Regions from separate parts of the Homo sapiens genome. Here region 2 is linked to region 1. The links are chromatin loops, found by intact Hi-C in ENCODE. Cell type or tissue: OCI-LY7. All regions are shown on one strand. Links, peaks and the distances in the headings refer to the core of each region. The heading gives the core; the rest is flanking DNA.

Region 1 (10,390 bases), core at 1,595-9,594:
TAATGAAAAAGTTTCAAATACTATGAGAACTACCAAAATGTGACAGTGAGAAACAAAGTGAGCACATACTGTTGGCAAGGCGGCTCTGAAGACTTGCTCAACGCAGGGTTGCTAGGAAGGTTCAACTTGTAAAAAATCCAACGCCTGAAAATTTCAATTACACAAAACGCAATAAAATGAGGTATGCCTCTATGAGTATTATAAAATATACATACAAGTGCTATTTTAAAAATCTGTTAAGGAAACAAAAGTGAAAGGATGTTGTTTCACATATGTATTATCAGGGATGGGGTTTCTGAGAACTGAACTTGTGTGGTACCCTGAATGAAGCGAAGGCTTGAGCCATACAAATTTCTAGGAGAAGGAAAAGAATAGTCCTAAGGTCTTCAGTGCTAAAGGACTAAAAAGGGGCCATGGTCACTAAATAGGGTTTGATAGTAAAAAAAAAAAAAAAAAAAAAAAAAAATGGCCAGAGAGATAATCAGAGGTAAATCAAGTCTGGCTTTGCAGAAGACAGTAAAGGCTTTGAATTTCATTCTGAATATAATAAGAAAGCTTTGGATGGATTTGAGCAGCAGAGTGACTCATCTAATATTTTTATAGAAAGGTCACTCTTGTGGCTGTGCAAATACACTGAGGAGCTTGAGGAAGAAATGAATCACAGAAACAACAGAAGCTTGGGTGGTAGTGGAAGTTGTGTTAAAAATTGATTGAATTTCTAATGTATTTTAAAGAATAAAATATATTAGAGTAACAAAATGTTCCAATTAACTGAAAGTAGATAAGAGACAGAAGCATCAAAGATGTCTCTTAAGCGTTTTGCCCAATCAAGGAGATGGAGATGACATCAACTGCAATTGGTTTGCAGATCCGAAACTCAGTGTTAGGTGAGTGAAGCTTGAGATGCCTGTTGACATGCTAATATTAGGTAAATCAATATACATAGAAACGTGGAATTAGCCATGGGTCACTATGACGATATGCATTTGGGAAGCAGCAAGTATTCACAGATATGATACTTAGTGATTATTAGACAAACCAGAGGTCCTTGGATAAAAACCTGGGACATTACCTTGTTTAGGGGTCAGGAAGACAAAGAAGATTCAGCAAAGGTAACTGAGAAAAAAATAAAATTAGGTCGTGTCAAAAGAAAAGTAAAGAAGGAAGTTTTAAGAAAGAGGCAGTAACTAGCTTAAAAAAAAAAATCCTATGACATACCTATTAACTCCTAGTTTCTAGTTGTATTAGTTTTCTAGGGCTGCTGTAATAAAGTACTACAAACTGAGTGGCTTAAACAACAGAAATTTTTTGTCTTACAGTATTGGAGGCTGGAAGTCCAATATCAAGGTGTCAGCAGGGTTGACTGCTTCTGAGGCTGCGAGGAAGAATCTGTTCCATGTCTTTTTTATAGCTTCTGGTGGTTTTCTGGAATTGCGTTCTTTGGCTTGCAATGCATCACTCAAGGTCTGCTTTCATCCATTCTTAGTATTCTCCCAGTGTGTCTGTCCAAAATTCCCCCTTTATAGAAGGACAGCAGCCATGTTGGATAGGGAAGAAGGTCCAGCATGACCTCATCTTAAGTGTCCCCCTAACAGCCCTATTTCTTTTTTTTATTGTTACTAGAAATTATTTTATTTTATTCTATTTTATTATTATTATACTTTAGGTTTTAGGGTACATGTGCACAACGTGCAGGTTAGTTACATATGTATACATGTGCCATGCTGGTGTGCTGCACCCATTAACTCATCATTTAGCATTAGGTATATCTCCTAAAGCTATCCCTCCCCCATCCCCCCACCCCACAACAGTCCCCAGAGTGTGATGTTCCCCTTCCTGTGTCCGTGTGTTCTCATTGTTCAATTCCCACCTATGAGTGAGAATATGCAGTGTTTGGTTTTTTGTTCTTGCGATAGTTTACTGAGAATGATGATTTCTAATTTCATCCATGTCCCTACAAAGGACATGAACTCATCATTTTTTATGGCTGCATAGTATTCCATGGTGTATATGTGCCACATTTTCTTAATCCAGTCTATCATTGTTGGACATTTGGGTTGGTTCCAAGTCTTTGCTATTTTGAATAGTGCCACAATAAACATACGTGTGCATGTGTCTTTATAGCAGCATGATTTATGGTCCTTTGGGTATATACCCAGTAATGGGATGGCTGAGTCAAATGGTATTTCTAGTTCTAGATCCTTGAGGAATCGCCACACTGACTTCCACAAGGGTTGAACTAGTTTACAGTCCCATCAACAGTGTAAAACTGTTCCTATTTCTCCACATCCTCTCCAGCACCTGTTGTTTCCTGACTTTTTAATGATTGCCATTCTAACTTGTGTGAGATGGTATCTCATTGTGGTTTTGATTTGCATTTCTCTGATGGTCAGTGATGGTGAGCATTTTTTCATGTGTTTTTCGGCCGCATAAATGTATTCTTTTGAGAAGTGTCTGTTCATGTCCTTCGCCCACTTTTTGATGGGGTTGTTTGTTTTTTTCTTGTAAATTTGTTTGAGTTCATTGTAGATTCTGGATATTAGCCCTTTGTCAGATGAGTAGGTTGCGAAAATTTTCTCCCATTTTGTAGGTTGCCTGTTCACTCTGATGGTAGTTTCTTTAGCTGTGCAGAAGCTCTTGAGTTTAATTAGATCCCATTTGTCAATTTTGGCTTTTGCTTTTGGTGTTTTAGACATGAAGTCCTTGCCCATGCCTATGTCCTGAATGGTAATGCCTAGGTTTTCTTCTAGGGTTTTTATGGTTTTAGGTCTACCATTTAAGTCTTTAATCCATCTTGAATTAATTTTTGTATAAGGTGTAAGGAAGGGATCCAGTTTCAGCTTTCTACATACGGCTAGCCAGTTTCCCCAGCACCATTTATTAAATAGGGAATCCTTTCCCCATTGCTTGTTTTTCTCAGGTTTGTCAAAGATCAGATAGTTGTAGATATGCGGCATTATTTCCGAGTGCTCTGTTCTGTTCCATTGATCTATATCTCTGTTTTGGTACCAGTACCATGCTGTTTTGGTTACATAATTGGAAGTAAAGCTCTCCTCAGCAAATGTAAAAGATCAGAAATTATAAGAAACTGTCTCTCAGACCACAATGCAATCAAACTAGAACTCAGGATTAAGAAACTCACTCAAAACCGCTCAATAGCACGGAAGCTGAACAACCTGCTCCTGAATAACTACTGGGTACATAACGAAATGAAGGCAGAAATAAAGATGTTCTTTGAAACCAATGAGAACAAAGACACAACATACCAGAATCTCTAGGACACATTCAAAGCAGTGTGTAGAGGGAAATTTATAGCACTAAATGCCCACAAGAGAAAGCAGGAAAGATCCAAAATTGACACCCTAACATCACAATTAAAAGAACTAGAAAAGCAAGAGCAAACACATTCAAAAGCTAGCAGAAGGCAAGAAATAACTAAAATCAGAGCAGAACTGAAGGAAATAGAGACACAAAAAACCCTTCAAAAAATTAATGAATCCAGGAGCTGGTTTTTTGAAAGGATCAACAAAATTGATAGACCGCTAGCAAGACTAATAAAGAAGAAAACACAGAAGTATCAAATAGATGCAATAAAAAATGATAAAGGGGATATCACCACCGATCCCACAGAAATACAAACTACCCTCAGAGAATGCAAACACCTCTACACAAATAAACTAGAAAATCTAGAAGAAATGGATAAATTCCTCGACACTAACTAAACCAAGACTAAACCAGGAAGAAGTTGAATCTCTGAATAGACCAATAACAGGCTCTGAAATTGTGGCAATAATCAATAGCTTACCAACCAAAAAGAGTCCAGGACCAGATGGATTCACAGCTGAATTCTACCAGAGGTACAAGGAAGAACTGGTACCATTCCTTCTGAAACTATTCCAATCAATAGAAAAAGAGGGAATCCTCCCTAACTCATTGTATGAGGCCAGCATCATCCTGATACCAAAGCTGGGCAGAGACACAACCAAAAAAGAGAATTTTAGACCAATATGCTTGATGAACATTAATGCAAAAATCCTCAATAAAATACTGGCAAACCGAATCCAGCAACATATCAAAAAGCTTATCCACCATGATCAAGTGGGCTTCATCCCTGGGATGCAAGGCTGGTTCAATATACGCAAATCAATAAATGTAATCCAGCATATAAACAGAACCAAAGACAAAAACCACATGATTATCTCAATAGATGCAGAAAAGGCCTTTGACAAAATTCAACAACGCTTCATGCTAAAAACTCTCAATAAATTAGGTATTGATGGGACGTATCTCAAAATAATAAGAGCTATCTATGACAAACCCACAGCCAATATCATACTGAATGGGCAAAAACTGGAAGCATTCCCTTTGAAAACTGGCACAAGACAGGGATGCCCTCTCTCACCACTCCTATTCAACGTAGTGTTGGAAGTTCTGGCCAGGGCAATCAGGCAGGAGAAGGAAATAAAGGGTATTCAATTAGGAAAAGAGGAAGTCAAATTGTCCCTGTTTGCAGATGACATGATTGTATATCTAGAAAATCCCATTGTCTCAGCCCAAAATCTCCTTAAGCTGATAAGCAAATTCAGCAAAGTCTCAGGATACAAAATTAATGTACAAAAATCACAAGCATTCTTATACACCAATAACAGACAAACAGCGAGCCAAATCATGAGTGAACTCCCATTCACAACTGCTACAAAGAGAATAAAATACCTAGGAATCCAATTTACAAGGGATGTGAAGGACCTCTTCAAGGAGAACTACAAACCACTGCTCAAGGAAATAAAAGAGGATACAAACAAATGGAAGAACATTCCATGTTCATGGGTAGGAAGAATCAATATCATGAAAATGGCCATACTGCCCAAGGTAATTTATAGATTCAATGCCATCCCCATCAAGCTACCAATGACTTTCTTCACAGAATTGGAAAAAACTACTTTAAAGTTCATATGGAACCCAAAAAGAGCCTGCATCGCCAAGTCAATCCTAAGCCAAAAGAACAAAGCTGGAGTCATCACGCTACCTGACTTCAAACTATAACAGCCCTATTTCTAAATAAGGTCACTTTCTGAGGTACTAGTGGTAAGCACTTCAACATATAAAATTTAGCGGGACACAGTTCAACCCATAACATGATTTTTCTATGTAATATAGTTTAGAAGTAGCTGGTTTGGACATATTTAACAAGTCCAGTACTTGGGAAATATGCTATTAAAATTTTTTCCATTATATTACAATTTATATAAATATACTTGGATATTGATGTTCTCTTTTTTGTTAATGGAAAATAAGCTGATTTTAGAATTTTAACAAAACCTCCAATACTTCTTATTTTACTTTACATCAAGGTTGGGTCAATATATCTACATTGAAATTTCCTCAGATAACCAAAATATCAGACATTAAGAAATAATCTAGGACATTGTGGAATTTTTTATGAGTATAAATGTTTTGATTAACTTTTGTGTAGCCATAATTATTAAGATACTCTTTCTAACTGAGGAGCTCCCTGTTTGCAATACTGAGAACCAGCTATGTACTACAAGGTCTAGAGATAAATGCCAAAGGTTGAGGAGAAAATATGTTTATACAAATCTCTAGAAATGGCATTTTGAAGTGAAACCTTGATGCCATTTGATTTGTTATAATTTTTTTCTTTACAATTTCATCAAAATAAAGATTCAAAAAGAAATGAATCTGGTTAACGAAGTCCCTGTTTGATTTTAATAAATCAAACCAATTTGGTTTTTTTATGAAGTTATGTTTAATTCATATTAAATCATTTTATTAAATGTCTGAGGAAAAAAATCTCAAATTTTAAAAACTTTAAACCATAAAGCAGCTCATCATAGAACATGTATTATTTTAGACTCTTGTGCTCATTAAACACAGAATTGGCAAACAATTTTGGAAATTGTATCATATATGGAATGAGAGGAGTTAAGACAACAACCTAAGTTATTGTCCGTAAAAGAAATTCTGCTTCCTAATTCAATAAGCCTTTAGAGAACCTAAGTTGCCACAGTTACCTCACTAAAGAAAAGACAAACAACGACACCTTGTGGCTAAAAACCTTCTTCCATTTTTGACAATTTTGAGTTTCCGAGGCTTGATACGAAGTTGTAGCCTTTCTAGATGAATACACAGCATTAGATAAAAGAATTATAAATATATAATAAAATTGAACATACATATTCAGTTTGTATGCTAATGAAATTAGATTTAAAAATAAAATTGATTTCAATAGCTCTGGTTTCTTTTTCCTATAAAAGTAACATTTAATGTGATTCAAAACTAACCATCTAAAATAAAATCGTAACAACAAATTACAAATGAGCATTTTAGTTTCTAGTAATGTATCCATTATTTAGTATAAATGTATATTGGTAAATTGGATAAACTGACAACCCGAGTACTTCCTACAGCTTTATGATTCAGCTAATAGAAACCATTATCACAATGCTCGTACCTGAAGCACCCAAAAAAAATAATTTCTAAGTCATAGTCCTTTGATCAAGACTCAAAAACATACAGCAAAAGGGAAAAATGTAATCTTTTTTTTCTTTTTTTTTTGAGTTGGACTCTTGATTTGTCACCCAGGCTGGAGTACAGTGGCATGATCTTGGCTAACTGCAATCTCTGCCTCCCAGGTTCAAGCAACTCTCCTGCCTTGGCCTCCCAAGTAGCTGGAACTACAGGCATGTGCCACCACACCTGGCTAGTTTTTGTTTTGTTTTGTTTTCTTGTTTGTTTGTTTTTTAGTAGAGACGGGGTTTCACCATGTTGGCCAGGTTGGTCTCAAACTCCTGACCTCAAGTGATCCGCTCACCATGGCCTACCAAAGTGCTAAGATTACAGGCATGAGCCACCGTGCCCATAATCATTAACTTTTCTTCAAACAGTTGTGTCGTCTGTCATAAATACCGAAGGTCCCATCATATTTACTCAAAATACTAAAAGACTAAAGAGAAAGACACTGTTTTTTCATGACCTCATTAATTTCTCAGTCTGGATTTAAGGCATTTTTATATGCCAAATCATTATTTAGGAGACCTATTAAAAGCCATCATTTTCTCACAGGAAGTGTTAAAATAAATAGGACGTTTTGAAAACTAGTCATTATATTTTGTATCTAGAAGTAGCTGGGGATAAGTGAGAGTCATGTAGATTTTCCCATGTTTGTCGAGATCCACTTGTCTTATGATACTGCTTCTGATCAAAATCATATGAATGCTTCTCAGAACCATTCCCTGAGAAAAAACATCTCCTCATCCTTTTAGTTTTGAATTTTTCTCTTTGTCCATTAGATCTATGACTTTATTGTAAACTACCTCAAATCCTTGGTGGAGCCAGCTGGTTAGGAAAACAAATTAAAATAATAAAGGATGAAATGAGTAATTATAGCTAGCACCTATGGAAAACTTACTGCATAAAACGCAGTGTTCTGAGTGCTTTACATGATTTAACTACAATTTCACTTCAAAAGCCTGTATGTATGTGGTAGATACTATCCCCATTTTATAGGTGGGACAACTGCGTCATTGATTAAGTATCTCACCCAGGGTTGCAGAGCTAGTAAGTGGCAGTTCTAGGATTCAAACGCGGGCAATTTTCTAAAGGCTGCTATCCTGATTCAAAAGGAGAGGGAAACACCATTGGTTTCCCAGCTTGGAGACAGTTCAGAGATGGATGCCAGTCATGGTGCAAACAGGAGACCTCAGACAAGCTACTCAGCATCCATAAACTTCTAGAGGCTTAAATGTATTTAAGCAATACATGTATTTTTCAAGAATTCCAGGATTCAGTGAGCTTTCTGGTAAAGCTTTGGCCAGAAGACCACCATCCTATTGCTTATAAATTGTTTGTTGAGGGGAACAAAGAGGGCATTTAAAAGGAACCAGTTCCTATATTCCACTTGGAAGTCTTGGGCTTCTAGGGAACAACCATGTTTTGATTCTCCAGATATCACGATCATTTAACAAATGAAATGCTGAGTCTGAGAAAAATAAAACTGAATATTACATTCGAAGTCGTTTTGCCCTACCACAATATCTTTCATGGCTCCAAGGCATGTCATCAAGTGCTCAAAATATCCTCTAAGGAACTTTCACTTAATTTGCTTGATTTTTAAATATATATTTTTAATTCACCTGATATTTGAAAGAGCCACAAATCCCACAAATTACTGTATTTACTCTGTGGAGCCTGGGGAATTTAGGATTAACTGAGCAGTTGGGGTGTGGGGGGTGGGGGTGGAAAGTGTTAAACTAAAAATAAAAAGGTTTAAAATGTTTTCCAAAATTCTTGAGCATAAGAATGTAGGATTTAGTACTCTAATTAATGGGATTAGATGGTTTAGAGGAGCTTGAAAATGGATAAACTGGAATTTTTCACAGTAAAGTAGACAATTCTAACTTCATTTACCTTAAAGTAGAAAAATTACATTAACTCATCTGTATCTCCAGAGTGCTGACACAAAGTGGATCTTGTTTATACTAAATAGAATAGAGAAAAAAATTTTCAAAGACTGGGCAAAGATAAAGCTGCAATAAAAGTCATCAGTGCTTGAAACACTCAAATGTTCCCTGAAGACTTGACTTTAAATTTCCAATTTAAATGGAAAAACTCTTAAACAGCATCACATTTACAATGGTGCACGCCAGTTATGTAATAGGAGGATAGACATAAATGCCAAAGGTTAAGTAAATAAATTGGTATTTATACACAGCTCTAGAAATGGTATTTTGAAATGAACCCTTGGTTTCTGTTTGATTTGGACCATCTCTCTTTCTCTTACTAATCCAGTTCAATCAAAACAAAATAAGGATTCAATAAAGACTGAATCTGGTTAACGAAGTTCCTATCAATTTCAGTAATTTAAACCAATCTGTTTCTTTGAAGTTATATTTAATTTATATTGAGTTATTCTATTAAATTTTTTAAAATCCTCAAACTTTAAAAACTCTTTTAAATATGCCACAGTTCACCATAGAATACGGATAGAACCTAAAATAAAATGTGGCTTTTAGTGAGTGACCAATAATTGCAGTAGTTTTTATTGTTATTAAGAGTTTTAATTTAAGGAAGATTACATAACACGGAAATTTATCATTGAACTTACAAAGAGCGGCTGTAAAAAGGGAATGAATCATTTTTAAAATGTCTTCATCACCTAAGTTTGCTTATCTAAAGGGAATCTTTAGCTGAAATTTTAATTACCTGATATGTACACCTGTCTAGATCAAAAACTTTGAAAAGAAAACTTTTTTTTTTCTCTAATTGCCACACTGTTTAAACAAGAAAATGATAATCATTTCTTCTATGTCAAACAGATGTAGATCTTTCCAGATGCTGATAGGGAATATCCTGACATATATAGAATGTCTTTAGCTAGTGAGTCATATCAATATAACAGAGTCATAAGAATGGAATTTCTTCAGGTAATTTTCCATTCAAACTTGTAAACTTATATGTGACCCAAGAGTGTGTGTGTGTGTGTGTGTCCGTGTGTCTGTGTGTGTGTGTTTGGGGTCTATCTAGAAATAAAGCTTTGTAATAAATAATAAATCAAAAAAAATTAGAAATTTGTCCATACTATTCATTTGTTTTAATTATTTTCTTCTAAAGTTTCATATTTGTAGAATTGTTGCTTACATTTTATATACTAGTCTCATGAATGGATACAGTCTAGGAGATGCAGGATATTTTTCTGACCCCTTCGTGGGACTAGTGGCAGGGGAGCTATTTACTCAGCCCACCCCACTCAACCCCTTGCAGGAGGGAGTGAGCGAGAGAATGAGTGTGTGAACCAAAATGAGTGAGTGTAGGAACCGGCAGGCTGCTTTAGCCCCAGCAGGAGCAAACTGTGCAGGCCCTGTGGCAGCGTCCAGGTGGGGGTGCCTGTGACCACAATGCCCCAGAGAGCATGCTACAAGGCTCTCTTAGCTCCACCGTCATGCAGACAGCAGCATGTTATTAGCTCAGTGGGCCCTTTGCCTCATCGCGTGGGGCAGCTATCTTCTGCCAGCAAGGGCAAAGGGCCAGTGTGACAGCCTTTTTGGGTATCTGCACTTGGTGTTTCCCGAATTCTTGTTCAGTGTCCAAGAGGAATCAGGTCATGACAAACTGAAGGATGGTGAATGTGGAGAATTTTACTAAGCAATGAAAGTGGCTCTCAGGGAAGAGGGGAGCTAGAAAGGGGATGGGGAGGGCAGGTCACTCTCCCCTGAAGTCAGGCCACTTCTCTGCCTCTCTCTTCTGAAGTCAAGTTGCCTCTTTCCAGCATCCATCTACTTTTCCTCTCCACCGGCTGAGTCAGGGGTCTTCATAGGCACAGGATAGGGAGCAGAGTAGGCCATAGGTAATCTTGGAAAAGGCAACATTCGAT
Region 2 (10,390 bases), core at 1-8,000, 710 kb before region 1:
TTGAAAATGTGTGTTGTTGCCATGCAGTTGTTAGAATAGCTTCATTTACTGTTACTGAACAGCTCATTCCATATATACACTGTTTGTTGCTAAACAGTTGGTTCTGTCTTTGAATTTCTGCCTGCACTCCAGAACCAGTTCTCTGGAGTTACTTGTCTCTTTTGGCCATTTCCCCAAGCAAAATAAAGCCACAGGCTGTACCATCCACCTAATAAAAAAACAAAAAACTAAAACTCAAAAAAAAAATGTATTTCCACATATACATGTACATACATATGAATTTGAGGCGGGTGGACCGCGAGGTCAGGAGATAGAGACCATCCTGGCTAACATAGTGAAAACCTCTCTCTACCAAAAATACAAAAAATTTAGCTGGGCGTGGTGGCATGTTCCTGTAGTCCCAGCTACTCAGGAGGCTGAGGCAGAAGAATTGCTTGAACCTGGGAGGCAGAAGTTGCAGTGAGCCGAGATTGCACCACTGCACTCCAGCCTGGGCAACAGAGCGAGACTCTGTCTCAAAAAAAGAAAAAAAAAGAATTTATTTTCTATAAGTACTATTAATGCAAGTATATAAATAATCCTGTGGAAAAGGGTAGGAGACAAGTTTGGTGGGCAAATTAAGGAGGCTTTGCTAGATATGTTTCATGATATAAGGAAAAGTAGATGATCTACCTTCTCCAAAATAATTCCCTGAAAATGTCCTGAGAAAACTTGAGTAAAGTATGTCATCTGTAAATATGGACTAGTTTATTAGATTAGCTGAAATTAGAGAAATGCTAATGTTAAGGTCCTCTTGATAAGTGATAGAAAGATATTAATATATGCTATTAATAATAACTGGTCCTTGAGATAAATAGCATAAAACTGTGATAAATCTGCAACTTCATCACTTGGTTCTAATAAGCCTCATCTCTACAGCTGAGCTCAGAGATCTCTGAGTACTTTTCCATGTTCTGTTCCAAGTGTTCTATCCTCATCGTTGACAAATGTATTTTCTATTCTTTCTTTGCACCACAGTATACTCACCTTTATAACCTTTTGTAAATCTGTTGTCTGGCAATTAAATCTATGCAAATACCTGAATTCCTAGCTGAGGCCAGGAAACCTAGCTCTTCTGCAAGCATCTTAACCTCAAAATACCCCGAACCAAATTCAATGTCCTCTTTTCCTCCAACTATCCAAATCCTCTACTATATTTCAGTATTTCTTTTAAGAAACTATATTTTGAAGAAAAATTCTCACATGGTTTCCAACTTCTAAAACAATCAGATTAAACTTTTATTCTAGTAGTGTGTCATTGTTTCTTTACATAGCTCTTAAATAATTGCTATCACCAATCCTATGACTAATAGTAATTTTGAGGTAAACACTACCTCTGAAGAAGAACCGATAGGGATATTTTGAGTCAAGTTATAAAACTATTCCTGTAATGATGACTACTCAGTTATAATTAAATTACTTCTTTCTAAATTTTAGCCATATTCCATCGTGAAGCAATGCTGTGACTCCTCCATATTCTTGTAGTTTTATTAATGTAACTAGCTCAATAGTTGTTGTTAGTAGAATATAATTTTAAATCATGAACTGTAAATTCTTCAACTGAATTTGACAGTCACCTTTTCCCAATCACATACTATATATCTGTATCATTCGTTTTGCATAGAATATTCTCTTTATATATCATTTTGCCCCTTGAACAAATATCTTACAAGGCCCACCACAAGTACCAAGGTTTCTTGATAGTTGCGCTTCCTTATATTCCCTAAAATATTGCTATCTGTACTTTTTTCTTTTGATGTTTGACCCTTTTCCGTTTATTCTAGACTCTAAGTTGCTAAATGGAAAAGGTGACATTTGTTCAATCATCCAAAGCTAAATTGTGCTTAGCACAATTTGTGCACAGAATTTCGTGAATAAATCTTGTTAAATTGCTTAATCTTACATAGTAAACACATAATTGCTGATTGACTTGCCTCAGTACACAGTTGTGTGTTTAAGGGAAGAAAAACTATATAGAAGAGGAAATATTTTTCAAGATGTTCTTTCAATTGGCAGGGCAAATTGCTTGAGGCATTGACTGGACTATGATTCTTCTATACCTGGGACAATTTATTGCTATTTTCAGGGAAAAAGGGAAGGATAATGTTATATATAGCAAAGATTTTTTTAAAACTATACAGAATCTTGCTACACCTCCATGTAGTAAATCATAATAATAGTAAAATTGTATTCCTAGAAATATAGTTTTCTTCAATATCTTACATAGAAAAATAGAGACAACATTAAAAAGGATTCCTCTCATCCTCCAAAACATACCAAAAGCAAAACCAGTAAGCTCTGTGCTAAGATATTTTACTAAGGCTTTGAAGTAAACCAAGAAAATATTACATTTTTTATTATTATGACATCTGAAATTCACACATTCAAGTTTTGACACGATGTGCCCTAATTTATTCAAGTAGCAATACTGTGTTGATATCAACTTGTAAAGATGAAAAATTAAATGATATGGCAAGAAAGTAATCAACTTAAATGAAATATTTTCTGTTGCTTCCCTGCTTTTGGAAGTTGTTCTGCAAGCTCTTCATAATCATCACTTATCTGCATTTCAAAGAAAGCTGAACACTGATGTTTTGTTCTTTATTTTATTAATATGATAACTAAAATCCAAAAGCCATAGAAAAATTATTACATAAAATAGCAATATCCAAAACAAGTATGAAAGTTTTAAAAACTTTTTTGTAAATATTTTGTAAATTTTTTTCTGCTGCTTTTGCCTTAATAATGCTTATTTACTAAAGTATAGATGATACTTTAGTGCTTTTATGTTTTTGAAAGCACTAAAGTTTCATCTGTAGGTTTGTAAAAATATACTAGAAATACTAAAAATTTGTATAGTACGATAACATTACACTGATCAAATTGTGTACTAGTAAGCAACAGAAACTCTTATACATTACTGATATAAGTGTAAAAACATAAAACTACATAGGAATACTGGCAGTATCTACTAAAGTTAAACACACCCATGCCTGTGCTATGCTTAGCAATTCCCCTTCTAGAGAAAGTCTTGGACCTCAACATCATGATCCCAAAATGAATACATGTATTCACCACAAAAGATGTTCAATGATATTCATAACAGTAGTAACAAACCCTAAGAAATACCCAAATACCCATCAACAGGACAATAGATAAGTTAATTTTGATGTATTCATATAATGGCATATGATACAACAATGAGAATGAATAAGCTATTGCTACATGCAACAAGATGGATAAATCATATAAACATAATGCTTATAAAAATAAAGCAGACTCAGAGTAATTATATAAAGTTCTAAAATGGAAAAGATATACTTATTATATAAGTCAGGAGAGTGATTACCTTTGGCCAAGGTAGTGCCTTGGAAAGGATTATGGTGGAGGAAGAGGGTGGGGTGAGTGCTTCTGTGACAGTCACACTTCTACTTGCTGAACTGTAGTCTCTTCACTTGGGTGTGTTCCCTTTGTAAAACTTTATCTAGAGGGAAATGTATTATTTGTGCACTTTTCTTTGTGTATGTTGTATCTCAATAAAAATTTTAAAAAAATCTTCAAAGCCTATGACATAAAAAGTCTGTACTAGTGAATTATTTACTTATAAATATCTGTGGTTTCTGGTTGTTGTTGTTGCCTCCAAATTGCCCTGGTAAGCTGTTTTGAAATTTAAAAATATGTTAAGAATTAATGCCAATACTTTCTTTTGTTTTCATCTTTTTTCTTGTTTCCTTTGTGCTCAATACATCAGGGCTAGAATTAGAGAATAAAGAATCATTTCCAGGAAGACATTTATTTTACAAAATATTTCCAGTAGAGGGAGCTTCCTTTTTTTTTTTTTTTCTATAGGAAATCCTCTTTTGGGGGTCATCACTAAAAGTGAAAATGCTTAATTTTTTACATATAATTAAAGTTCTTCATAGAGTGATAACCTACTCTCATCTAAGACTAGTCATGGATAGAGAAAAATTTATTTGATTTATGAATGGAGAAAGAAAAACTTGATGAAGAATATAAGTTATGAAGTAAACTTTTGTATGTTGTATGTCTTTTCAAAGAAGTACATTTTTGGGCTTCTCATAAAATTTATTTCTAATTAAAATTATTTAACATTAAAAAAGATAAATTCTTATAATCACAATTATCCATTTGAAATACTTTTTCATAACTTTTAACAAAATTGGACAAAAGTCAGAGAATCTAGTGATGAAGATTATTTATCTCAGAACATGTTTTAACAAATATCATAGTGATTGCCATTATACAAATTTAACCTCATTGACCAAAACATTTTAGTTTCTGACTTTAGCTTCCTAAATCTAAGTATCTATCAACTAAGCTAATCTGATTTCTTTGAAAAAAATGTATTTTACCATCTAAGCCATTAAGAAATATAGAGAAATAATCAATTTATATTTTAACATTAAGTTTGTACTCCTTTACATAATAATTTCAGAAATATAAAAGCTCCATATACTTGGCTTTAATTATTACAAATCAAATTTCTGACAATAATAAAGTCACAAAAATTACTAGATCATATCAAGATGATTTTTATTGAAAATACTTTGGTTAAAAATAGTTCAACTTCTTATTTTGGGAAAAAATCAATAATTTCAGAAATAATAACCATCACAGTTTCTATTATATATAGGCAAATGAAAATAATATAACTTTCTATAAGGTAGTTTGAGATACACTATTGGTTTTTATAAGGTAGCCCAAAGATGAAAAATCGACATAGCAATAAAGAATATTTAAATACTTCAAGTAGAAATCAGTATGCATATAACTTAGTTACTCTAGTTATTGGACTTCAATCCTCCTTTGAAAACCTTGCAAGCCATAAAAATGGAAATCCTATGGTAATTAATTGTAACAGTAAAATTAAATTTATATTGGTGGGTCAAAATTCTATATGAGCAGTACCTTATTTTTACACATTCATTAAGAACGGGGTAAAATTATCTGATCCTTTGTCTAGCTCTCTTATACTCTTTAAATTATTTTTTTAAGCCTACCAAATATGACAGGATCATGATAAGAAAATGACATGTCATAGAACAATTTCATAGTTTAATGGCTTTGTTATAATATTACTTTACTCAAGAAGATTATTCCTGACATAGAACATATCTAATAATCTATTTATGATTTTGCCTTCATGTATTACCTGAGCTAGGTCATTAGAAAATAGTACTTGCAAGGCCCTTATTTTGATTCATTTAACTTAACCTCTGAATATAGCAACAACATTTGGAGTTTCTCTCATCAGTAAATGACTATGGTCTGTATTTCTGCATTAAAAAAAGTAATGTCTCGTTTCTAAATACTAAATGTTTTGTAACTTTCAAAAAAAGAGTAACACCCAAATTATATAATTCACTTAGAAAACGGGAACTTTAAAAGCAATTTGAGAAGGAAAACGTAGGCTTTTAAAATAATTTTTTTTTCTCAGCTGCAAATAACGCAAGATGCCAGTTACTAAAATGCACTAATCAATGAAAAAGCAAATGAGTAGGTCTCAGTAGATAGACTGCTAAATAATTTAGACAGAAAACAATACGATTAAATTGATTGTTTCAACAAGTCAATATAGAATTGCAAATTTCCCGGTCTCATCAATAACAAGTGGTTGCAACGTAATGCACAGGCTTAATGAGTTCTCCGACTGTTAAATCCAAGCGAACTCACCTGAGTAACAGTGCTGCTTCCCAGAAGTAAAATCCCGAAACTAATGTCCGAAAGTGTCTCACGTGGGCCATGATACGGAGAGATATTCACGATCCTGAAAATAGTCTTATCCAAGGCATGGGGAACCAGAAAGACAGAATGAAAATGTACAATCTAACCCCGCATGGTGTTGGTGTAGACTGATGCTTGGGAAGCTTCAGCACCTTAGACAGCTCCCCGCAGTATGCGGACCCCTTCTCAGCATTGAGCAGAAGTGGAGAGTCACAGTGTTATAAATGTGCAGGTGATTTTTACAGTGAAATTACAAAAATGAGTGAGATGAAATGTCTGAAGTGCCTAGGTGCTGGGCAACAGTTCTCTAAAGCTCCAGCAGCAAAGGAAGAATGTTCGTTCTTCCCTGACTGAGACCCAGGATTGGAGGAAGAAGAGCAGCAACAGCCGGAAAGAGGACGCCTCTCCACCTGCTCCAAGCGCCGCCCGCCGGAATCCAGCTCTCCACCTTGGGTTAAAACCCGAGACCCGGAGCGCGGCAAAGGGAAGCGGGGGTGGGGCCGGACAACCCGGTCCTGTCGACCAATCACGACCGCACAGCGGGACGGAGTGACAGGCCACTTACGACGGTAGGCGGGGCTTAGCGCTTCACCCTTTAACAAAACCCAAACAAACCAAACGGCGACTGGAGCGAGGTGGGCGGAAAAAGCCACCTGGGAAAGTCAGCGGTTTTGTGGATTAGGTAGTGTAACCCCGCAGGAGGGACCCTTTAGTATTCCCTTCCGGGAAAAGGCACACTTTAGGTCTTCTCGGATGTGACACTGTCTGTTACACTCTACACCGAAATACAAGAGTCAGCAGTAAACCCAGACCCTGGCGGAGGGCTGGGGAAGAGAAGACAATGTGGTGCGTGAACGCCCGTGGAACGGAAGAACCAGCTGCTTCTAGAATCCTCTCAAGCCTGGCCAGCTTCTGGCCAGGAAGCGTTGTTGACTGGATTTAAGTTGGGTTTCCTTAAGTAATAGTAAGGGTTCTAAAAAGATGAAGGTGTGAAGTCTAAAGAGATGGCTGCTAGAGACGCAAGGCTTCCCACCATTTTTTTTTTTTTTGGTCTTTCCCGTTTTACATCTTCACAGTAAGTTTAAGTGAGAAGAACAGCTAGATCACATGGTACTATAAGGTCCATCTTTTCTCCGTCATGTCAGCTTTCTGTCCTTCTCTTTCTCTATTCTTTTCCCCCTCTCCTTCTCTGTCCCTGTTTTCCTCCCCTCCCACATTTATTTACTTTGGGTTTTGGATGGAAGACTGGAAAAGAAAAGTGTGTGTGTGTGTGTGTGTGTGTGTGTGTGTGTGTTGTGTTGTTTATGTATTTCAAAGTAATAGAAGTTTTTTAAAAATTAAAACTTCTTTGATCTTTATAGTGGCTCTTATTTACTATCAGCCATGATCAAATGTTCATTCCTTGAATCTTAGATTTTCCCCAAAACTTCCTCAGATATTTATTCTGAAATCCCTACTTTCATCTCTTAACTTAGTCTAATGACATGTCAAAAATGATTCCTCATCTTGACACGTTGGTTATTCCTGAAATTCTCTGTTTAACTGGAAAGCATAAGTCACCACCTTCCAACCCTCTCATATGAAAAATCTCTCTCTCTACACTTTAGTAAAAAAGTTTTATTTACATTCAGTGACAATAAAGAGTTTCCTGGATTTATTTCTAGATGTTTTTATTATACTTGTCTCTTTTCACATAGTGGTTTTCTGATTTAAATCATAAACTGCCAGAAGTTTCATAAGGGACACCATTGATTCTGCCCAGGAATATTTGTACCTGGAGAAGATTCATACCATTTTTATCAACTTAATTATTCACGATGAATCTTTTGAAATCTCACTAAGCACAAAAGCTTTTTAGTTGGCGATTCTTTGAATAGCAGTAATAATTGTTTAAAAACGTACGCATTAAAAAACTTCAAAACTTTATTTCAAGAATACGTGGATTCCTTGCTCTGCTTAACCACTGACTGGGTACTTTGAGAAAAGGTATCCTCTTTAAAAAATATCTTTATATATATATATATATTTAAAGTATATTTATTGAGAAAATTAGATTAAATGATCTTGCAGATTTATTCTCTGGCTTGATGGAGACAATGTATGTTTAAGTCAGTAAATTAATAGATAATATTAAAACTCTCTTTAGAGTAATCTGGAAAATTAAATTACACAATGGCTTAAAAGCCAGGATAATTTTAACTATTTCAACTTGTAGTTAACATAAAACATAGAAATATACTTTATAAAATTAGTACGGATATGAAATTAGTATGGATCTAATCCTTTTTAAATATAAAGTTCATATGAAAGAATGGCTGGAATCCTCGTAATACTCATTTTTCATAACACCATAATTATTGTCTTCAAATTACTTGTCACTCTTTGTTATCATCCTCCTCATTTATTTGTTTGACTTTTTCACTAGAGTGAGGACAATGGCCACTATTTAGCACAACACTTAGCATATAATAGATACTCAGTATTCGTTGGGTGCATTAATTATCACATTGGAAACACAATATGTATTTTCTCTATTAGTAAATGAAGGAAGTTGTTACAGTGCATTGGGAACTAGACTAATTAGGTATATTTAAAATTGAGTGATTGTGGTGCTCTGTTTCTTTCAGTTAACGTTTGATGTTTAATTTTCTAGTGTATTTTTGTTGAGGGATATTTATATTGTTTGTTTTAATTTCTATAAGGTCAAACAGAATATTATGCATCTACATATTTTTGGTAGCTGTCTTGTAAATCGTACTCTTTTCAGAGTAATAGTACTGATTGAATGGGTAGGCGAGTGAATGTGTTTTTGGGGTAGGGGGAACCTTCTGTGGCTGACGATTAGATGATCAGCCCATTCATATACAACTGTGCTGGATTGTGACATGGCCACATCTCAGCTTTACCTTTCGTGGCCTTTATTATTGCTTTCTTGCACTAATGGATTCTACTTCACATTATATAGGACATGGGACTTCGGAGCTTAATGGGATATCGATCTTCATCATGCTTAATACTTACTTTTCAAGAGAAAGCAATTGTAGACCAGTGTGGTTAAGTGACGGTTACAAGCCCTCATATCCAGTAAGCAGAAGGTATCAAATTTCAATCTGGGGCTTTTGGTTCATTGTCTAGTTTTCTTTTGTTCACTACCATGGAGCTATTTTTAAGGCACATTTATTCTATTTTTTCAAAATATGTGTACATTGCCTAAGCAACAGAAAGATCAATTTCAGTATAATGATAAAGGTGCCTCTTTTATTTAGTTAGCTTTTTTACATTTCCTCAGTTGTTACTACCAATGATCTAAAACCTGGGATATTTTACACATATTGTTGAGATGCTTTGCTATTTAATAAAAGCCCCATATACTCTTTAAGTCAATGTAGTATAGAATTAGTGCTAGTTTACTGAGAGTTGATTGGATTCAGTAGCATTGAATCATTCTAACCATCTCATCAAAAGTTGATATACAGATCAAAATGCCAGTTTAAACACTTACCAAAAGTAATGTTACTTTTGAAATAATTAGAATATTGACATCTTTGAATTAACACTCCCTAAGGTTGAAATAAAGTTTTAATTTAGGAATCAATCAGAAAGTTGCTTATTTAATATAAATCTAGTAGAGAATAATTAGCCCTATGGCAGGCTTACATATTGTCACTGAATATGAGCCTAGTGAACTTACCTTCTGCATAAGGATTGACCTACTGAGAACACTAGAATAATCATGAAATGTTATTAGTTGATTTGGTGACCCTCTATTTTGAATAGAGGGAGAATATCCAATAATTTATTTACATTTGCTTGTCTAGGCTACACAATTTTGTACATGAATCTCAGCAACAGCTTCCTAATTGTTTCTCCTGCTAATCTAATTAAAGTTCCATTGTAAATATTAAGTTTTTTAAAGTAAATCAAACGATGCTACTTCTATTCCCAAAGCCCTTTATTTCCAATGCAACAAATTGAATTCATACTCCCTTTTATAACTCACGAGACTCTGAATACTATCCCGTTGGTAATCTCCTGAGCCTCATTTTTTTAAATGTGAAATTGTATTTATTTTTTGTACATTTTGTAGACAGTTTTAACTTTTCAGAATATTTAAATGAGTAATTTATTGTAAAATCCACAGAAAATTTATTTTGCTTATTTATTTAAAAAAATATTTATTAAGAGATGATCGATGTTCAAAAAGCTGTAGATATTTAACGTATACATCTTAATGTGTTCGGAGATAAGAATACACCTTTGAAACCGTCAACACAATCAATGCTATAATCCTATCCATGACCTCCCAAAGTTTTCTCCCACTCTTTTGATTGTTTTGTTTTTTCTTTCTGTGGTAAGAGCATTTAACGTAAGATTTATCTTCTTAACAAATTTTAAAGTATACAATACAGCATTGTTAATCATAGGCCCTTTGCTGTGCAGGAGATATTCAAAAATTTTTTGTCTTGTATAACTGAAACTTTAGACCTTTTGTCCAATCCTTCCCCAGTTTACTCCTCCCCTATCCTCTGATAACCAACCCTTTACTCTGTTTCTGTGAGTTTGACTGTTTTAGACTCCACATATACGTGAGATCATATAGTATTTA

What was found. Hi-C counts contacts between places; a loop is a spot of excess contacts. Peaks named below come from ENCODE experiments on the same cell type or tissue, not always from the same donor. Only the 100,000 strongest peaks of a DNase experiment are listed, where the experiment ranks them.
Region 2: a loop joins it to region 1, with 4 times the contacts of the local background. A loop is called at or near these places in 3 of 110 quality-filtered maps.

Annotation. Positions count from the first base shown.
Region 1 is chr4:175,530,990-175,541,379 of GRCh38, forward strand. No RefSeq gene overlaps it. Among named protein-coding and RNA genes, the nearest start is that of GPM6A-DT, 250 kb to the right of the region's middle. In OCI-LY7, for the core only: CTCF peaks have their summits at 6,059 (motif pointing left) and 6,260; a DNase peak (open chromatin) is centred at 6,052.
Region 2 is chr4:174,823,008-174,833,397 of GRCh38, forward strand. It overlaps GLRA3 (glycine receptor alpha 3), which reads right to left and starts at 6,240. Exons shown (of 10, transcript NM_006529.4): 1 at 5,734-6,240. The coding sequence starts at 5,804. It overlaps LOC101928551 (a long non-coding RNA gene), which reads left to right and starts at 8,721. Exons shown (of 5, transcript NR_125900.1): 1 at 8,721-8,879. In OCI-LY7, for the core only: CTCF peaks have their summits at 3,888 (motif pointing right) and 4,092; DNase peaks (open chromatin) are centred at 5,954, 6,324 and 6,634; H3K4me3 peaks cover 3,467 bases; H3K27ac peaks cover 2,369 bases.